Regions from separate parts of the Homo sapiens genome. Here region 1 is linked to region 2. Evidence: chromatin contacts called from ENCODE Hi-C data. All regions are on one chromosome and are shown on one strand. Each heading gives the region's core, a stretch centred on a gene start or an enhancer-like site at or near the end of the contact. The rest is flanking DNA. Distances are from core to core; before and after follow the strand shown. Region 1 holds the start of PFKL (phosphofructokinase, liver type). Region 2 holds the start of AGPAT3 (1-acylglycerol-3-phosphate O-acyltransferase 3).

Region 1 (5,038 bases), core at 1,222-3,721, 430 kb after region 2:
TGTAACGATGGCCATGATTCTGTGGCTGCGGCGGGGGCGCACCTGGAGGTTCTCACCGTCACTCTGTCCCGCAGCACACCTTCGATGGCATCCTGCAGTGGGCCATCCAGAGCATGGCCCGTCCGGCGGCCCCCTTCCCCTCCTGACCCCAGATGGCCGGGACATGCAGCTCTGATGAGAGAGTGCTGAGAAGGACACCTCCTTCCTCAGTCCTGGAAGCCGGCCGGCTGGGATCAAGAAGGGGACAGCGCCACCTCTTGTCAGTGCTCGGCTGTAAACAGCTCTGTGTTTCTGGGGACACCAGCCATCATGTGCCTGGAAATTAAACCCTGCCCCACTTCTCTACTCTGGAAGTCCCCGGGAGCCTCTCCTTGCCTGGTGACCTACTAAAAATATAAAAATTAGCTGGGTGTGGTGGTGGGTGCCTGTAATCCCAGCTACATGGGAGCCTGAGGCATGAGAATCACTTGAACTCGGGAGGTGGAGGTTGCAGTGAGCTGAGATTGCGCCACTGCACTCCAGTCTGGTCGGCAAGAGTGAGACTCCGTCTCAAAAACAAAACAAAACAAAAAAACCACATAACATAAATTTATCATCTCGACCACTTTTCAGTTCAGTGGCATTCACATCTCATGTAACCATTGCCACCACCATCTGCAGAGCTGTTCCAGCTTCCTGAATGGAAACTCTGGCCCCATGAAACACTCACTCCCCATTCCCCTCCCAACCCCTGGCACCCTCCACTCTACTTTCTGTCTCTATGACTTCTCCAGGGACCTCATGGAAGTGGAATCACACAGTATCTGTCCTTTTGTGTCTGTCTTATTTTACTCAGCATGGTGGCCCCAAGGTTCATCCATGTTGTAGCATGTGCCGAAATCTGCTTCCTTTTTTAAGGCTGAGTAATATTCCAGCACATGGATGGACTGCATTGTGTTCATCTATGCTTTCCTCAGCAGACACCTGGGTGCTTCCACCTTTTGGCTGTTGTGAGTAATGCTGCTATGAATATGTGTGTGCAAATATCTGTGTGAGTCTTTGAGTAAAATCGCTGGATCACATGGTAATTATATTTTTAATTTTTTGAAGAACTGCCATCCTGTTTTCCACAGCAGCTACACCATTTCACATCCCCACCAACACTGCATGAGGGTTCCAGCCTCCCCATATCCTTGAAACAATTACTATTTTCTGCATTTTTCTTTCTTTTCTTTTCTTCTTTTTTTGAGACGGAGTTTCGCTCTTGCTGCCCAGGCTGCAGTGCAATGGCGCAGTCTCCACTCACTGCAACCTCTGCCTCCTGGCTTCAAGTGATTCTCCTGCCTCAGCCTCCTGCATAGCTGGGATTACAGGCGCACACCACCATGCCCGGCTAATTTTTGTATTTTTAGTAGAGACGGGGTTTCACCATGTTGGCTGGGCTGGTCTCGAACTCCTGACCTCAGACCTCAGGTGATCCACCCCCCCCCCCCCCCCCCACCCCACGGGCCTCCCAAAGTTCTGGGATTATGGGCGTGAGCCACTGCGCCCAGCCTGTGTTTTTCTTTTATAGTAGCCATCCTAATGGGTATGAGGTGGTACCTCATTGTGGCTAAACCATGTACGTTTAAGAATTTACACACACACACACACACACACACACACACACGTGATGAAGCTGTAAGAAAAGGGAGAGAATAATGACCCAAAATGTCAGCACAAGGATGCCTCAGGGGTAGACACAGGTGTCTTCTTAGCGCCTTTTAGCCCACGCATATGTGCTTGCGCAGTCTCTCGGTGTGTTTTCTAACATTTCACAATTAAATAAGGAGTAGTTGATATTCACAGCCACCATTTCCACCGTATATGTAGAGAAAAATGCTCAAATCCTAGCGATCAGCCCGCTGAGCTTTCACAAACCGAACACACCGTGCGGTCACGAGGCGGCTCTCCCGAACACCGGCTCTGCACCCCCAGGGCCCGGGGAACCAAGACTTCCCCAAGGGCCCAGCAAAAGTGAGGGAGGAGGGGAGGAAAGGAGGGAGAGGGAGGGAGGAGTGCTGGCTGCTTTCCGCCAGCGCCTCGTTTGGGTTTCGCTCTGCTGAGGCCTGAAGGCGCCCTGAGGGCCCCTGGGGGGCAGGGAGGGGCGGTGGCTGCGGCCGACAGCAAGGAACCTCCGGAGAAGCGAAGCCGGGCCAGACGTGCCACCGGGGCCTCGGCGCTGGCGAAGGGGCGCGTGCGGCCGCACTGGGGCCAGCCCCGCCCTGGTCCCCGGCCACATCCTCGAGACCACCGGGGTGGAGGGGGGGGTCTCACTGCTCAGGGCCCGCGTGACATTGCACAGGTTTAGAAACGCACAGCGGGAAGGTGGCCCCGGCGGGCCGAGGGCGCAGGATCCCTGCTCCGTCCAGGGTCCGTCCTGCGAGGAGGCGCCGGGGGCGGGCCCGGGGCGGGGCGGGCGGAAGGCGCGCGCGGGGCGGGGCGGGGACGGCGACGCGGCGCAGGCGGCGGGAGTGCGAGCTGGGCCCGTGTTTCGGCCGCCGCCATGGCCGCGGTGGACCTGGAGAAGCTGCGGGCGTCGGGCGCGGGCAAGGCCATCGGCGTCCTGACCAGCGGCGGCGACGCGCAAGGTGGGCGGGGGTCCCGGCCGCGTCGCGGCGCAGGGGGTGGAGGGCGCCTCCGCCCTGGCCTCTCCGGAGCGCCCGCCGAGCCCCGGGACCCGGGTCTCGGGCCGGCCCGGCCTCCCGCCCCGGCCTCCCGCCCCGGCCTCCTGCCCCGGGTCTGTCCCCCGCTCTTCCCCGGCGCGGTCTCCGGCCTACGTGCGGCCGGCCACGTTCTCGGCCTCCGCCTGGGTCTTGGCGCCGCCCGCGCCCTGCCCCGGGGGTGTGTCCGACTCTGGGCCGCGGGGCAGGACCTCCCGAGGAGTCCCCGAGGCCACGCGAGCGGAGGGCGCCGGTCCCGCCACCCCCAGAGCCTGGCCCTTCCTGGTTCTGAAGCGACCCGGGGACCCGGTGCCTCCCGAGGGCCGGCGCCAGGCTGCGGGCTTCCGGGACCTCCTCCCGGCTGGGCGGGGGCGGACTCACTCCCGGACCGCGCCTCCTCCTCGGGGCCCTCGCGGCCGCCTTCCTTGTGGGTCTAGCTGGGGAAGAGGGCGGTGGGGAGATGGGCTGCCCGGGGCATTGAGCAAAGCCCAGTTGTCACCCTTTTCGCAGGGGTACTGGGGAGGCCTCAGGTGGTGGGGACTGGGACTTGGCAGAGCTGGGTGGGGGTCCGGCCTGAGGGCGTGGTGTCCTCGCACGCTCCCTCCCGGAGGCCTGGTCCTGCCCACTGCCGGCCTCCAGTGTCTCTGGCCTGACATGTCCAGTGTGGCACCTGTGGCACAGGACGCCACCTACCCTACCCCTCAGGAGGAGAGAGGAGAGGATTTAGGAGACCAGAAGTGAGGTGCTGGGTTGGGAAGGGGCCCAGCCAGCACCCCAAGGCTGTGCAGCGGGGTCTGGTCTGTCTTTTAGAGTTCAGAAAATGGTTGAGAAAATGCGGACACACACCCCCACCCAGCTTCAGGCACCTGACCCTCCTTTTCCCTATCTGGAAGCCAGGAAGAGGCGAGAAGGAAGCCGGCCTTGAGTGGGACCAAGCCAGGGAGGCAGGAGTGGCTCGTGGGTGTCACTGTCTGAACCCCGGCCTGCAGAGGGGGCTCCTTCAGACCTGGCTGAGCCAGGCCTGTGGTGGCTGCCCACCCGCCCTTTTCACAGCTGTGGCAAGAGCGGGAGCTGCTGCTTGTTGCCGGCTACTGGCAGTGTCCTGGAGCCAGTGTGGCTCCACAAGTCCTGTCCTGTGTGGCTCTGGGTCACGCCTTTCCTGTGGGCCAGGGGTCCGTGTTGTCGAGAGGGGAGGGCGTTGTTCAAGGATGTCTTTTTGCACAATAACCTGTGCAAAGGTAGCTAGAAGACTTGAAGCAGGCCGGGTGCGGTGGCTCACACCTGTAATTCCAGCACTTTGGGTGGCCTGGTGGGTTGTGGGCCCAGGTGGGAGAGGAGGCCCGTGGCCTTGGAGGGTGAACTCGGGAAGCTCCATCCCATGAGATTAGACAAGAAAGGCCCCGAGTCTGGAGGGCAGACAGGTTGCTGTGGGGCCAGCCCGCCTGCCCACCAGGGAGGCGCTTTCTTGGTGAGGCTGGTGAAGCCCCAAAGCCCACCTGTGGTTCCCTGAAACACAGAGGGTCCCCAACCAGCTTCCTTGTTTGCAAAGTGGGAGCATCAGCAGTGGAGGGTTGGGAAAGTTGAGAGCCTGGGGTGGCACGTGCCCCCCCCACCCCCTGCCACCCCATGCACAGACTAAACAGAGAAGGGGGGCTCGCTGGAGGTTGCTGAAGGGCCAGCCTGGCAGGTGGTTCTTGGGCCAGCGGGGAGGGGCACCCAGGGTGACAGGCGGTTCTGGATGCTGGTGGAGGATCTGGAGATGGGATGCCCCTCCTGGCCCTGTGGACAGGCCGGCTGGGTGGGCCTCCCATCTCTGTCTGAGCTGGGGGTTCCAACTGCTCAGCCTGGCCCCAGTGCCTGATATGGAGTGGGCAGCGCTTCCTGGCTGCAGCTGGGAGGGTGCCCACAGTGCACCTGCTGGCCGATCATGGCATCCCAGTTGGGCCTGTGCCTTCCTCTGCAAATGTCCTCCCTTCCCAAGCCCCGTGCAGCTGCAGCGTCTCTGTATGTGAGCTCCCATGCGTGGACAGGGAACAGGTGGTTTTCTGCAAGGGAGGAGGACTCCACACACTTCCCCAGTTCAGGGCTGGGGCTGATTCATGGAGGATGATCTGGGGCGAGTAGGATGGGAGGAACTGACATTCTGGGCAGAACCAGAGTCCTGTTTCATGAGTTCGGAAAAGCAGTCTGCAGGGCTCTCCCAGGCCACCACTGCTGCTGCCGTGTGGCTCCCCATGGTGGGTGCTCTGTTTTCCTTCTCGGGGCCCCACTGCCTTCCTAGAAAGGCTGACCCTGGCCGAGGGGAAGCCTGTGGCATAGTGTGCCCTTCTCTTTGCCCTCTATGTCAGCCGGGCAGC
Region 2 (5,246 bases), core at 1,923-4,422:
CCACCTAAGCCTCCTGAGTAGCTGAGACTACAGGTGTGCTGGACCACACCCAGCTAATTTTAATTTTGTTGCCCAGGCTGGTCTGTCAGTGAAGTTTTACACCAGTGAGACAAACATAATATTTGGGGCTCATCTAAAAGCTCAAAGTGAGGCTGAAGGAGCCATCCAATGTTTAAATGAAGAGGTACATCATAATTCATTTTTAATAAGTATGCAGAGCTGGGTGGCTCATGCCTCTAATCCTGGCATTTTGGGAGGCCAAGGTGAGAGGATCGTTGAAGCCAGGAGTCTGAGAGTGGCCTGGGTAACAGAATGAGACCCCATCTTTACTAAATAAATAATAAATAAATAAATAGCTGGGCGTGGTGGTGCATGCTTATAGCCCTAGCTATTTGAGAGGCTGAGGTGGGAGGATCCCTTCAGGGATCCTGCAGTGAGCTATGATCATACCACTGCACTCCTAGCCTGGGTGACGGGGGGACACCCTTTTTCTAATAGTAATAATAAATTATAAAATATATAAATTATAAAATGTGTGCTTATGATAAATCTAAACATTACTACCTAACATACATAGAAATTTTATTGTAATAAAATTTCTTTACCCTTGCCCATTCACTATCATATCTTCACAGAGCCTTCTGGACTTGTATCTGCCTATGTTGTTTTCTGTTTTTTTTTTTTTTTTATTTGTTTGTTTGTTTTGAGACAGAGTCTCGCTCTGTCGCCCAGGCCAGAGTGCAATGGCTAGATCTCAGCTCACTGCAACCTCTGCCTCCCGGGTTCAAGCAATTCTTCTGTCTCAGCCTTCTGAGTAACTAGGATTACAAGAGAGCACCAGCACGCCCAGCTAATTTTTGTATCTTGTTTTAGCAGAGGTGGAGTTTCACCATGGCTGGTCTGGAACCCCCGACCTCAAGTGATCCACCCGCCTTGGCCTCCCAAAGTGCTGGGATTACAGGTGTGAGCCACTGCATCTGGTCTTTTTTTTTTTTTTTTTTTTTGAGATAGAGTCTCACTGTGTCACCTAGGCTGGAGTGCAGTGGCACAATCTTGACTCACTGCAACCTCTGCCTCCCAGGTTCAAGCAGTTCTCTGCCTTAGCCTCCCGAGTAGCTGGGATTACAGGCGCCTGCACCACGCCAGGCTAATTTTTTTTTTGTATTTTTAGTAGATACGGGGTTTCACCATCTTGGCCAGTCTAGTCTTGAACTCCTGACCTCGTGATCCACCAGCCTCAGCCTCCCAAAGTGCTGGGATTACAGACAGGTGTGAGCCACCGTGCCTGGCCATTTTTTGTTTGTTTGTTTGTTTTAAATAAAGCACATCATTGTATATTCACTGCTCTGCACTATTTTTATTTTTTAATTTAACAGATCTTGGAGACTATATCCTATCTGTGTACACAGAATTATCACATCACAACTTTAGAAAATGTTTTAAATTAAAAATGCTAAATGAATGTTCTAGAGTTTATTTAACCAAGTGTCTGGTTGTTCTCAGGCTTCCTGTGATTATAGGTATAGCTGTAAGTCAGCACATCCCTGTATCCACACATCCCGTGGTGCCTGTGAGAATTTATCTGTGGCACAGATTACCCAAAATGACATGAGGGGTGAGAGGTTTTACAAATGGTGAATTCCACGAGCTTTGCAAATCTTAACTCCTTTTTCAAGAATAAGGGAACTGTGAGTAGGACAGGTGCACGGTACTTTCATTTTATTTTAGTCTAAGTATTTTCTGAAATAATTTGAGGAGGCTTAAAGGGAGGTGCAAGCTGGGTGCGGGGGCTCATACTTGTAATCCCAGCACTTTGAGAGGAGGAGGTGGGAGAATACTTGAGCTCAGGAGTTCGAGATCAGCCTGGGCAACACCGTGAGGCCCCATTTCTACAAAAAAAATTTTTTTTAAATTAGCCAGACATGGTGGTGTGTGCCTGTGGTCCCAGCTACTTGGGAGGCTGAGGTGGGAGGATCACTTGAGCCCTGGAGTTCAAGGCTTCAGCGAGCTATGATTGTACCACTGCACTCCAGGGTGGGCGACAGAGCAAGACCCTGTCTCAATAATAATAAAAATAAAAAAAAAAAAAAGGAAAAAAAGGGGCACAGTAGACAGTACCAGTACTTGGTATTTTAAATGGTTTTCAAATGAAGCCCACCCAAGCTCAGCAAGTCCAGCCGGGGCCTGAGGACCTGAGCAGGCGCCAGGTCACACAAGGTACCGGGCGCAGGAGGCGGAGCCCGCAGCGGGCCCTGCCCTGACAGCGGCACCTGCGCGGCCTCCGCAGGTTCTGGGATCGGCCGCTGGCCAGGTGCAAGGGAGGGGGGACGGCAGCCGCTGTCCTGGGGCTGAGAGGGCTCCGCGGTCTGGAGGGGACGGCGTCAGCGCCCGCGGGGGTTCGCAGGGCAGCCCCGGGGCGACCCCCACCCCCGCCACGGTCAAGTGTCGATACAGTGTTGCCAGCCGGGTGCCAACTATGAATAAGTCCAAGGGCGCGGCACGTGGGCCGAAACGCGATCCTTCCGCGGAGCCGCTGCGCGCAGGGCCGTCCCCACCGAGCCCGCCGCGCGGCGACCCCTGACGGCGACCCTAAGCCCCGGCCGACCAGGGCAGGAGCTCGCGCGCGAAACTTCCCCGGCGCCCGCAGGAGACCCCGGCAGGGGAGATGGCGGGGCCCAGGCAGAGCTCGGAGGCCCCTCCCGGCCCCACCCCGCGCCCCGGCCCCCTCTGCCCCCGACCCGGTCCGGGGGAGCCCTCGCGGGACCCCAGCCTGGTCCTTCGCCGCCTCCCCCCGTTCAGCCCCGACCCCCCTGATCCCCGCGCCCCCCGCGGTCCCGGCCCGCCCCCTCCCCCAGCCCGGGCCCCAGCCCCGTCCGTTAGCGGATCCCACGCAGGCTCCGCGCCCGGCCCCGCCGGCGCCCTCGGCCCACACCTCTCTCCGCGCGCGTGTCCCGCCGTGTCGCCCCCGTGTCCCCTCCGCGTCCCCCCCCGCGCCGTCCCCCCGCGTCCCCCCCCGCGTCCTTCCCCCGTGTCCCCCCAGCGTGTCCCTCGGCCGCCCCGCGCGCGCCGGCGGAACTGTGGGATCGCCGCGCACAGGAAGTGGCGGCGGCGGCGCGGCCGAGGGCGGAGGGCGGAGGGCGGCGGGATGGGGGCCGGGGGCGGCGGGCGCCGCACTCGCTGAGGCCCCGACGCAGGGCCGGGCCGGGCCCAGGGCCGAGGAGCGCGGCGGCCAGAGCGGGGCCGCGGAGGCGACGCCGGGGACGCCCGCGCGACGAGCAGGTGGCGGCGGCTGCAGGTGAGCACCGAGGCCCCCACCCGAGGTCGGGCCGCCCCCCTCTTCCCCCACGCCCCGCCGCCGCCCGAGGTCGCCCTCCCGCCGCCGGAGGTCGCCCCTGCCCCAGCCGTCCGACCTCGGGCCGCCCGGGGCCCCGCGCCGCAATGGGCCGGCCGCGCTCCGCGGGGCGCGGGGCCTGGGAAGGCGCGGGGCCGGGAGGAGGTCTGGGCCCGGGTCCTGTGCGCCCCCCGCAACCCCGGCCTCCCCGGCGGCCTGGTCCAGCGCGAGGCCCCGGCCGCTTCCCGCAGCAGCCTCGGTGGCGCTGGGCCCAGCGGGGAGGCCCGGGGGTTCGGGGCGCCCGGGAGGGGCCCGGGCCGGGCCGAGGGAGGGCGAGTGGGTTCCCGCGGGGACGTCCCATCCCTCCGTCCTGGACTCTGCTCCGGGCCCCGCTCGGCTCCCCCGTGGACAGGACGCGCCCGCCGCCTGGTTTCGGGGCGCGGCGGACCCGGGACCCCCCCCAGGGGCCTCCTCCTCGCGCGCCCAGGCCAAGGGAGCAGTTTCACTTTTGCCGCTCCGCGCGGGGAGGGCTGCGGGGCCCGGGGTTGGCTGTGGGTTCGGCCCGGAGACCGGCGGCGCGTTTGCACCGGGCGGGTCAGGGGATGGGGTCAGTCCGGGGGCAAGAGCCGTGGGGGCGAAAACCCACTCCTGGCCACCCCAGGACCCTTGGAACATTGGTCCCAAGTACTTAGGAAAGGAGGGTTATTAGTATTTGAAGGCAGTTAAAAATGGTGCAGTGTTTTTTTTTTTTTTTTTAACTTTGAGAGAAGTTTAGTGACATGGGGAAAATGCTTTTATAAATGGCTTCCCAGACCTTTAAAAAAAAAAAAGCACAATTTTAAAAGCTTTGTCTAGGAGAATACTTGAGCAGTTGGGTTCTTTTTCCTGGGAAACATGATCTTAGTAGAAGAAAGATGTGGGCTGTTGGCCTCCAGACAGAGGGTGATGAGCATGCGGCTCTTATTAAAAATGAAAGCCAACGCCGAGAGCCTGCTGGGGGCTGGGAGGTGGGGCGGGCGGCGGGCCCAGGCTGCTAGAGGGACCCAGGATCCTGCAGCTTTTAAATTGCAGGCGCGGCTGCTCCGACTCGACTCGCTTAGGAATTGCTGAACTTCGTCTTCTCAGTTTGAAAGCTTCAGAGGGGTCTCCCGAGGATGCTGAGCACTCTCTTGATTTGGCCACTTCTTTGCCGCCCCCCCTCCCTCTTTCCAACCAATCCTCCTCCCCCACAGAGTTCGGCGTTAGCCTGTGCCTGTTACAACTCGCTTCTTGTATCCATTTCTGGTTAGTCTTAAGTATCTTCTTGAGGACATTGTCTAAAAAGCAGCTGCATGCCATTGACATTCAGACAGAACAGGGCCCCTTGGCCTTAGAAGGTGTAGGGGCCTTAAATATTCTGAAGGTGACTTCATGGAGTGGCCGCCCTCTGTGGTCACCCTACCTGTGCGTGGCCCTGTCCTGGCGTATCTGCCAGGGGGACGCGCTGCAGCAGCCTGAAGACTGCTGGGTTAAAGGCAGTGTGGCCGGGTGGGAAAGTCCCCAGGAGTGTGGATTCTAGAACAGGCCTTCCTGGAGGGAGGGTGCTGCCCCGCCCCAGGCTGGGGCCCCAGTGCAGACTCCACGCTGGGGAGCTACACCCTGCGCCTGGACGCGCGTCTGTGTGCCAGGACTGGGGAAGCAAACTGAAAGTAATGGCTTTATTTTGGAAATTAGAAAAAGAGCATTCACCAAAGTAATCTGTTCCGTCCCTGCCGTAGACACGTGACTGATACACCTGCCTCCCATCCCCTCCGCACTTTGACCTCGTAAACAAGTGATCTGACACAACAGGGCTTGAGTTACTTGCCCGAGGTTGTGTCACGGAACGGCAGGGCCGCCTTTAGGCTTACATCCCTGGAACTCCCACCTCCACAGA

Evidence for each region. Hi-C counts contacts between places; a loop is a spot of excess contacts on that map. Pooled maps may share reads with other maps.
Region 1: a loop to region 2 is called in a map of sigmoid colon, with 5 times the contacts of the local background. The contact joins the promoter of PFKL here to the promoter of AGPAT3 in region 2. A Hi-C loop is called at or near these places in 1 of 168 maps with a recorded cell type or tissue (sigmoid colon), 2 of 37 single-sample maps with no recorded cell type and 8 of 50 pooled maps.

The regions. Positions count from the first base shown.
Region 1 is chr21:44,297,582-44,302,619 of GRCh38, forward strand. PFKL (phosphofructokinase, liver type) reads left to right here and starts at 2,472. Exons shown (of 22, transcript NM_002626.6): 1 at 2,472-2,609. The coding sequence starts at 2,525. It overlaps AIRE (autoimmune regulator), which reads left to right. Exons shown (of 14, transcript NM_000383.4): 14 at 75-1,067. The coding sequence ends at 146. RefSeq lists enhancers at 1-57, 428-487, 818-927, 4,498-4,637 and silencers at 2,025-2,694, 2,715-3,164.
Region 2 is chr21:43,862,051-43,867,296 of GRCh38, forward strand. AGPAT3 (1-acylglycerol-3-phosphate O-acyltransferase 3) reads left to right here and starts at 3,173. Exons shown (of 10, transcript NM_020132.5): 1 at 3,173-3,295. RefSeq lists silencers at 2,232-2,591, 3,142-3,491, 3,612-3,931.